Linked DNA regions of Homo sapiens: region 2 is linked to region 1. Evidence: chromatin contacts called from ENCODE Hi-C or POLR2A ChIA-PET data. All regions are on one chromosome and are shown on one strand. The core of a region is the stretch at or near the end of the contact, and the rest is flanking DNA. Distances in the headings are between cores, read along the strand shown.

The links. Hi-C counts contacts between places; a loop is a spot of excess contacts on that map. ChIA-PET counts read pairs that join two places held with the same protein, here RNA polymerase II (POLR2A). Pooled maps may share reads with other maps.
Region 2: a map of naive thymus-derived CD4-positive, alpha-beta T cell shows a loop between it and region 1 (29-fold over the local background). The contact joins the promoter of HCFC1 here to the promoter of HAUS7 in region 1. A Hi-C loop is called at or near these places in 1 of 168 maps with a recorded cell type or tissue (naive thymus-derived CD4-positive, alpha-beta T cell) and 8 of 50 pooled maps. POLR2A ChIA-PET finds 5 or more read pairs at or near these places in 1 of 52 experiments (activated B cell).

What each region holds. Positions count from the first base shown.
Region 1 is chrX:153,468,547-153,473,397 of GRCh38, forward strand. It overlaps HAUS7 (HAUS augmin like complex subunit 7), which reads right to left and starts at 2,030. Exons shown (of 10, transcript NM_001385482.1): 1 at 1,904-2,030; 2 at 600-715. The coding sequence starts at 2,011. RefSeq lists enhancers at 1,322-1,501, 1,652-1,751, 2,265-2,559 and a silencer at 2,082-2,391.
Region 2 is chrX:153,969,664-153,974,437 of GRCh38, forward strand. It overlaps HCFC1 (host cell factor C1), which reads right to left and starts at 2,155. Exons shown (of 26, transcript NM_005334.3): 1 at 985-2,155. The coding sequence starts at 1,177. It overlaps TMEM187 (transmembrane protein 187), which reads left to right and starts at 3,091. Exons shown (of 2, transcript NM_003492.3): 1 at 3,091-3,197. HCFC1-AS1 (HCFC1 antisense RNA 1) reads left to right here. Exons shown (of 3, transcript NR_046608.3): 3 at 122-428. RefSeq lists enhancers at 526-765, 755-1,604, 1,246-2,005 and silencers at 2,236-2,475, 2,706-3,155, 3,266-3,375.

The DNA of each region.
Region 1 (4,851 bases), core at 780-3,279:
CATCACTCAGGAAGTCACCCTGTCACCATGGGCTTCATAGGGTGCCAGGCACACACCATGCTACACCCTGGCCCAAAGGCACCAGAGGACTGGGAAACGGGTCACGGCACAGAAGCTGACAAGAGGTGACACTGCATGAGGACCACTTGGCCAGCTGAGACCCAGCCAGGAGCCCACGCCCTGGCCCTGCCTGTCACTCCTCCACTGGGAGACCAGAGACTGTTCATGCCTCCAGCCTGACCCTTGGCTTCCGGGTCTGAGAAGGAAAGGACTGGAATGGAGCATTTCTCAGGTGCCTGCCAGTCCTGAACCTCCAAACTCATAAGGCAAGGCAAACGCTGAGGGCAAGTTCAGCACTGCAGCAAAGGGGTGGCTGGACTAGCCCAGCACCGCCAGGGGCCACTTTGCCCCAAGTTTGATCATGCCTGTCACCAGTACTCCTTACCTACACAGCTGTTCTCACGAGGGTCCAGGCTAGGGGGTGGAGCCCTCTGGGAAGACAGCTACTCACAGTAACCACAAACCCCATCTTCCCCAGGTGGGGCTGGCTGGCGCCCATGCACACCCCAGGTGGGAAGAGGAAGAAACTGATGCATTACCGGGTACACATCCACTCTAGGATCTCCAAGCGGTACTCTGAGGGGCTGCACAGCAGTTCCTGAATTGTCTTTGGCTCTGTGATATACAGACCCTCGAGGAAGGGGCAGTTTAGGTCCTAAGCAAGGAAAAGGAAAGCAACATTCACTGAAAGTCCCAGTGTACATCATTTCATTTTATTTATTTATTTATTTTTGAGACGGAGTCTCACTCTGTCGCCCAGCCTGGATGGAGTGCAGTGGCATGATCTCGGCTCACTGCAGCCTCCACCTCCTGGGTTCCAGCAATTCTCCTGCCTCAGCTCCCAGGGTAGCTGGGGGATTACAGGCATGCGCCACCACGCCCGGACAATTTTTGTATTTTTAATAGAGACGGAGTTTCACCATGTTGGCCAGGCTGGTGTCAAACTCCTGACCTCAGGTATCTGCCCACCTCAGCCTCCCAAAGTGGTGGGATTACAGGCGTGGGCCGCCGCGCCCAGTCCTCAGTGTACATCTGCAAGCTCCCAGGACCCTTTCCTTTACCCGCGTCCTGCCATCTTGCCAAGAGTTCAAGTCCCCCCATTCTTAACCCCACATCTCCCGCGGCATGCAGACCCCACCTCTTTCAAGTACTCCCACTCTGGGCTCTTGTGGCAGCAGGACCTAGGAGCAACGCCTGAGACTAAGACTTAAGAGAGAGTCCTAGGTTTCGGGACTGAGGGAAAGGGGAGAGGGAAAGGGAGAGGGACCACTGAGCCAGTCGCGGACAGGATGGGGGAGTGTCTGGGGGGAGGAGCGAGCGGGCCGAGGGGACCTGGGACAGCTCCCTAACCTCGTGGGCCAGCTTTCCTCACTGCTGCAGTGAGGGCTCTGTCCTGTGGGGCTGTAGAGGGCTTCTGGAGGCTATCACCCCTGGCATCTGACACCAACTGACACCAAGCCCTAGTCTCGCTGACTTGACAGAGTGGCACGAGGCTCTGCCCATCTGTCCCCCCAGACCCCGCAAGATCCCTAAGGCCAGGCCTGGGTCCTCTGTGTCTGCACTTGCTCCGAGCGCCCAGCGCGGGTACTGCAGTTCCACAGGCGGTGCTGGCCCCAACTACCAGGCACGGGCCGTGGAGACAGCAAGAACGAAGGCCTGGGGCACACCAAAGGGCAAAGATGAATGATCCACAAGCACCCCCTGCTGCAAGGGAACAGGGCGCAGCCGGAACCGGCGACGGTGGCCGCGTGGCGCCGCGGACTTCCGCAGCAAGCCCTCCCGGGCCTCGGGCGGGGCCCTCCCCGGTCCCCCGCCCTGGAGTGGCTTTCTGGGCCAACAGCACCTTCAGCTTCCCGAACACCTCCACAGCCGCCCTGGACACGCTGCTGTCGCCCTCGTCCTCTGAGTAGTCGTCGCCGCCACGGCCGCAGCCAGCGTCCTGCCCCGCCATGTTTCGCGCTCCGAGCCGCGCCCCGCCCATGCCCTGGCTTCACTGGCCGGCAAGACCGCCAATCAACCTCCAGCGTTCTTCCCGCCCACCCGCCTGCGCCCACCCCCTTCCCGACCGACCCTTCCCATTGGGCGACATCTCCGCCTGCGCGGGCCCCGGGCTCCCACCCCCCGCCCCGGCACCACCCAGAGGCAGGACCACAGTGAAGCGGGCAGGGCGGACACAGGGAAGGGGGCGGGGCGGACACAGGGAAGGGGGCGGGGCGGACACCGGGAAGGAGGCGGGGCGGACACCGGGAAAGGGGCGGGGCGGACACCGGGAAGGGGCGGGGCGAACGGGCCAAGCTGGCTCTGAGTCGCAGGCCTTGCTGGCGTCGCCCCTGCTGCCGGCCGGGAATGATGATGCGTTGAAGCGAGGCTCTTCCAGGAGGGGGCGCTCCTGCCTTGGTCGGGTTCTCCTGGGCCACCACCACTAAGGGGCACCCTGGTTCCCAGGAGGACCAAGGGGAGCCTTGGGTGCAGAATGGAACTCGGACTGAAGCGTTCCTCTCCCAGCGCGGGGCTCCGTCTTCTCTTCACCATGCTCACGCTGTAGTTAGAAGGAAATTTCTTGTCACTCACCAGCTGTGTGCCTTTGAACCAGTTACCTAACCTCTCTGTGCCTCTTTGCCCTCACCTAATGGAGCTAATGAGAGCACCTTACCCACTGGGTTGCTAATGAGGATGGCAGGCGGTAATAATTCCTGTGGAATCCCTAGAACAGTGCCCGGCGCATGCGAAGAACCACGTAAATGCTCACTATTGTAATACATGCTGGGCCCTGCTCCCCTCACGGCTCCTGGGGCTACCTGTGGCTCCTTCCTATCCTGTCTACTTAACAAATTTTTCTACATCCCTCAGGACCCTCAAACTCAATGCGTCTGCAATGAAATATGTCAGTCGCTCCTCCCCCAGACCTGCAAAGCCCCCAGTTCACTGAATGCCCCTTACCCAGGGACCTGCTGATTGGGCAAGGCAGGAAGGAGTTGGAGGGTGGCTTGTGCCCAGTAGCCAGGAGACAGCAGCAGGCAGCTGCCACTGTGCCCTCCTCTGTGCCCTACCCTGCCATCTCCTGGAGGGTGGGATCAGGGGGCAAGTCTATAGTCAGGGAGACCCAGGGACCTGCTGGGAGGCAACTGCAGTCATCCAAGTGACAGGAGGGGACTTCACTCCGTCCTGGGAGGAGGGAGCGGGCAGGAGTCCGGGGGTCACAGGAAGGGACCTCAGCCTGGGAGGCCCCGACACAGGCCCAGCGAAGTGCCTCAAGGTTGCTCTCTACCCTTCCACGTGGCTGCTGCCTCAGGCCCTTCTGGTAGCTGAGGGCTGTCAAAGGCTTTGGGATTTTTTTTTAAGCGTTTTTTTCCCTCTTTTTTGTTTTTGTTTTTCTTTCTTTCTTTTTAGAAAATTTCATCTCAATCACAGCCCCAGCTCAGACATTCAAATTCTTGTGGGTTTTTCTGTGGATCTTTCCTAGGACTGGGGAATTTGGCGGAAGAAACCACGGCAGTGTGGCAGCCTCCCCCAACCCTCCCCATATTCTCTGCTCCTGAGGACCGGGAAGAAACCAGCTCCTGTGTACTCTGGAAGAAAATCTCCCTCCTCCACCCAGCTCCACGGAGCCAGTGTGCTCAACAGGCCTCCCCAACCTCAGCAGTTCAGTCTATGGGACCCTGAGGAACTGGCAGGGCCTTGAGAGGCGAAGATCATCTTGAGAGGTTATGGAGGCCATCCCCCTCATGGAGAACCTGTTGGCCAGCCCTCAGCCCCTGGAGATGGTCGCTGAAGACCCAGCAGCAGGCTGCAGCTTCCCTGCCCACGCCACCCCACCACCCACCACCCACCACCCACCACCTGCCACCCACCACCCGCCCCCAGAATCATAGCACCTCCCAGGCATCTTCCTCCGGAAAAGCTGGAGGCTGGGGAGGGAACAGAGAGGCTGCTGGGCCTCTCAGGAAGGGGGAAAGAAGGGGCCCAGAGGTAGAAGCTTCTGGAAATGTGGACTCAAGCTCAGTCCAAGAAAGCACTCCTCCCAGAAATCACTGTCTGAACACCAGCTGGCTGCCAGGAGAGGAAGGGAGCTCCCGGTCCTAGAAGGTCTACAAGCCCAGGGAGGTGGGTGGGCGGGGATGTGGAGGGTTGAGTCCTACCATGGGGGAGGGAGGGGGCACATCTCTAAGGGACATTCCAACCCAGAGACCCCAGGTTCTCTGAGGGAGGCCTGGGTGGGTCAGGAGCCAAAAATGTGGCTGAAGGACCCATTGACCTGGAGGAGGGATGTTGGGGGGAAGCTGTGGATGTGGCGGGGAAGCTGGGGGGTCCTGGTCATGGAGGAAAGTTGGCCATGCGTCCCAGCAGGGCCTCAGCCGTGTCAGTGCTTGGAAAACACGTTGGAAAATGAGACTGGTTCACGGCACTGGCCCCGCTGTGCCAGAGATGGGCTGGCGGGTGCTGGTGGCATTCGAGACCTCTCAGTTTGTGTGGTGGGCCCAGAGATATATGGCCAAACAGTTGAGCTCACCAAGTGGGCAGCCTCCCTGACCTGTGGAGGGTATTGAAAAAGTCCTCAGAGCATCCGGGCCCTGCTCTTCATATGACCTTAAGGGCAGACCCCACGGTGCAGCGGGAATCAACCAGGGACCCCCCAATCCCCCAAAGACACCGCGAATCAAAGGAAGCTGAAGTCCAAGGGCTTTCCTCTCTGCAGAGGCGGGTCTGCTTCTGGCAGGGGCTGGAGTTAGACCTGAGGGGGAGCCACCCCACCTGGGGGCGCCTAGGCCCTAGAATGCTGTCAGAGCTAAA
Region 2 (4,774 bases), core at 905-3,404, 500 kb after region 1:
CTAAGCAAGGCTACTAGGCAGAGGCAACAACAAACGGCCCCCACGAAGGCCGTGGTGCATCAGCCATACCTGAAGAGAGAGGTTCCTCCCCTTCCCAACTAACGGGCTTTGGGTTTTGCAGGGAGGCAGAAGAGCGGGTGGGGTAACCCCCTGGATCCGCAGAAGCGGGGAGACACACGACTACGCAGGCCGCTGAGGGGTAACTGGAATTCAGCTTGTAAACCAGAAGGCACCAGATTAGGAGAAGGGGCGACTTGGAAAGAAATGCTGCAGAAGTAAACGTGGAAAGGGAGAGGCGGCCCTGCCGCCGGCCCGTCCTAGGGGTCCCCAAGGCTCCGGCATTACCCGGGTCGGCGGATGTTAAACTCTGCGTCCTAAGAGCGCTTCCCTTCCCTCCCTTTTTCGAGAGACAGAGAACGAATCTGTAATCTAGAAATGGTCATTTCTCCAGAATGGGCACTCGAGATGAGGGAGAGCTGAGCAGGCGCAGGAGAAGGGAGGGAGGGAGGGAGGGGAGCTCTGCCTGCGCCAAGGGGACACATCCGCCCGCCCCAGCCCCAGCCCCAGCCCGCTGGGTAACGGTGTGGGTCTGAAGTCACCACCGCTGGCGACAGCCCCTCTCCCTCACCAGTCGGACTAGGGGCTTTCTTTTAACTAACGAAAACCAATCCTCAAACACGGGAGAGACAAGGGAACGGGGAGAAGATCAGAGAAAAGCACTGAAGCCCGGCACAGCAAAGGGGAGGGGCAAGCCGATCAGTGGGGAGGGAGGGGGAGGAGGGGAGAAGGGGGAGGGGGACGGGGAGAGGGGAGAAGGACGGGTAAGGGAGGAGGGGAGAGAGAGAGGGAAGGGTAGAGGGTGAGGGAGGAGATGGAGGGAGGGAGGAGAGGGAGGGAGCAGATGGAGGGAGGGAGGAAAGAGGAGGGAGAGGGAGGAGATGGAGGGAGGGAAAGAGCCGAAGACCCAGCGGGCTTTGCACTCACCCGTGTTGTACACGTGCAGTTCGTCCACTATTCCCTCGTTGCCGCCGCCAAACACCACGATGAGCTCCTTGATGGCCACGGCGCGGTGGCCGTGGCGGGGCCGTGGCACCGGACCCGACCAGCCCACCACTCGCTTCCAGCGGGGCTGCAGAAGCACCGCTGGCAAGTTGGCGGGCGACACGGCCGAAGCCATAGTTCCGGGAAAGGGTGCGGTGGGGAGAAGTCAACAAGCGGGAAGGGAGCCCCTCAATTCCTTTCACACACCCCCTTTCGTCTAAGGCAGCTCTCACGGAGAAGCGGTTTCTCACACAGCGGTAGACGACTCCATGGAGGCCGCCATCTTAACTGCCCTCCTTCCCTTTGGCTCTTCCCTTTCTTCTCGCTCACCCCGTCTCCGCAAGAGCCGCCCGAAACTGTCGAGCGCCTAGGCTCAAGAAGCTGGAGGCCGCTGAGTCCCGTCGCCCCGACTACTTGTCCGGGCGCTCCCGCTTACAAGCTCGGGCGGGAGGCCCTGGGAGCCGCCATCTTGAGCCGCCTCTCTCTCCTCCCTTCCTCAGTCGTAGCCCTCCCCCGCCGGAAATGGCGGAGCCCCGGCCCGGTTCCCACACCCCCAAGTCCCCAGCACTGGCCGGCTTCCGGGGCGGGTGGAAAGGAGCCACAAGCGCCGCGGTCGTCGCAGCCCCGCCGGCGCTCAGACCACAATTGTGGGAGCCGCCATCTTGAGACCGTCCCGCTTCCCCGCCCAGCGCCTTAGTGCAGCCGCCGCTCCCGAAACAGCCTCGACACACCTAACGAATGGAGGCGGGCCGGAGGCCGGTGGAACCAGCTCGAGCTCTCGAGGGCCGTTTGGGGGCTCGCGCCGTACGGCTTGTGAAGTCTCGCGCCTCTCCCCTTAGTCCGCCTCTGCTGCTCAGGCTGCGCCTGCCGCCGTGGGAGCCGCCATCTTGAGACTAGCTCCCCGTTCCCCCCTATTCTCTTCCTCCTAGGTCAGTTCTTCCACTGCACACCAAACTCAAGGCGGTGTCCGATCCTCACTTCCCGCCTTATGACTCCTTCCCACAGGAGCCGCTTCAAAGAGCTAGAGTTAGGCCCCGAAGCGGCAACTGTACGGCAGAAGAAGCGGTAACGGCAGGGCGCTCATGCCTCCTCCCTGGGAGCCGCCATCTTGTGTGAAGAAGTAACAACTAAACATGGCGGCAGCGGCGCCGGCGGTCGGGCGAGGAGGCGGAGCCGGGTGACGTCACCGCTTCCCCCCACTCGCCCTCGCACCGCTTCGCCCCTGGGCCCAAGCCTCTTAAAGGACCCCTGCGCTGCCTCGCGGCGGGGGTGGGGGTCGGCGCTGCCGCGCGCTGGGCTAAAGCTCGAGTCGCGCTCAGATCAGGTGCAGGCGCAGGCGCGCCCCGCCCCACGGCCCCCCCACCGGGCGAGCCTCCACGCCTCCGCCCTGGGAGCCGCCATCTTGCCACTTCCCCTCGCCCGGCCGTCCGCGGGCGTCAATAGCGACTTTCAGCACAAAACAAAGATGGCGGCGGCGGCATCTCGGAAATGCCCGGATGAGACTGCTAACCCCTCCGACGCGCTCGGCCCCGCCCCCTTGGGAACGGTCTCTCGGGTTGATAAGGGACGCACGCCCGAAGAACTGCCTTTAACCAGCACTGGGGACAGCGGCACGCAGGTGGCCGGGGTTGGCGAACAGCCACTGCAGCCGCGCCTGCGGCCGGGAAGCGAGCATTTTCGCGCCCTGCACACCCAGCAGCCGCAGGAGGCGGCCCGAGGCGCGCCGCGGGGGAGCCGGGGGCGGGGCGACAGTGGGAGGCGACGCAGCCGAGCGCCGGCGCCCGGGGGTGGAGCCTCCGCCCGCTCCCAGGCTCCCAGGCTGCGGGGCCCGCCCTCGGGCGCCACCGCCTCCGCCCGCGCCGCAGCAAAATGAGCCGGGCCGCGCGCCCCAGACCGCCGCGCGCTCGGCCGCCCCCACTGCCGAGAGGCCCGCAGTCGGGCCGGTGGCGCACGAGCCGGGCGGGCGACCGCGGGAGGCGTCCGCGTCATCTCGCGTCACCTCGCCCCGCCCGCTTCCCAGGCTTCGAGTCCCGCCCTGCGCGCAGGCGCACCGGCGCTGCTCGGATCCTCCCTTTTCGGAGATTTGAATTTCCCCCAGCGAGGCGAGTGAGGCGAAATACCCGTATGGTGATAGCTGGCCTTTTCGCGCCAATACTGTAAGTGCTCACCGCAGCCCTGGGAGGTGGGTCCCGGCCTCGCCCCCACGTTTCGCCTCCTCTAGGAGGCCGCCCGGGCGCGGCGGCGGCGGCGGCGGCGGCGGCATCCGCCCTGCCACGCGCAGGCCGCAGCGCGGGGACCCAAGCTGCTGCCCGGGAGCGGCAGTCGCCAGTAGAAATGGACAGACCGGTCCTGTCAGAGCCTGTGGCTTTTGTTGTAAACGTCTAGAAGTTCAGTTAAATTACAAGATCTACCAGATCTACCGGCGGGCAGAATTATTACTTTGAAGTTACTGAAGTTATGCGTCCTGCTGGAAGACCTTGTAATTTAATGCGTTAGTAAAGAAGCACACGTCACCCTCTCACACATTTTCAACAATATTTTTAAAGTCGCCTCTCAACATATTACATGTATTTTGTAATCGTCTGTGTTTTAGTTCATGCAGTTGGAAGTATCCATTTGAGAAGGGACAAAGAGAAGAATTCTTGCCTGTCTGTGCCACCACCTGCTCTTTGTGACCTTGGCTAGTTACCTCACATATGTCCCCAAGTCCCCCACCCATGGTAAATAAGAAAACTAAGGCCTGATGCGTTGGCTCATGCCTGTAATCCCAACACTTTGGAAGGCTGAGGTGGGAGGATTGCTTGAGCCTAGCCGGGGCAACATAGCGAGACCCGGAGGCATGGTGGCACACGCCTGTGGTCCCAGGTACTTGGAACGCTGAGGTGGGAGGATGGCTTGAGCCAGGGAGTTCAGGGCTGCAGTGAGCTGAGATCGCGCCACTGCTCCAGCCTGGGCGACAGAGCAAGACCCTGTCTCAAAAACACACACACACACACACACACACACAAAAGCAGCTGCTGGTTTCCAAGGGCCTTGCCTGGAATCAGTCCAGAAGCTAAATTAATGTTAATTGATATTCCTTTATCCACAGAAAGACAGCAAGAAAGGTCATGCGGAGCGGGGGACATAACTAACCATAAATGCTAAAGGCCTGGAGGTGACAGTGCCTGCTGTTTAAACGCGTGCGGGAGAGTCTGGGGCCTTTAGCCAGGAGATTGTCAGGCTTCCCAGGGCTTCCCTGAAAGACCCCAGACCCAGGGGCCAGTGCTGTTGAGGTGTTGGCTTTCCCATGCCAGGCGCTGGGGGAAGCTGTGACGAGATTTGAGTGTCACATAATAAGGATCATGGCAATTCAAAGGTACAGGGAAGCTAGGCTATAAGGTAACCAGCTCGGTTTTCCTGGGGGTCTTGGACAGGTGCTTTGATTACATGGTCACTGTCAGCCCGTACCCCCGGTCAGATAGACTGAACCCCTGCAGCCGGAAAGAGGAGTTGCTTTCCATGCCCTTCCTGGAGTTCTTCCTCGATCAAGTTGACAGTGTTTGACTCTTGTTCCAGCTCTCCGCCCTGCTTGCTGGCAGGCAGGAGGGTCAGACTAGCATGGGTGCCATGGGGCCCTAGGTGGGTGCAGGGAAGGACCTGTAGACGCCATGCGGGGCCTCAGCTGGTGTCTCAGCTGGAGTCAGGAGCTGAACGGGGAAGTGCCTGAGAGGAAATGACAGCTGAGTCAAGG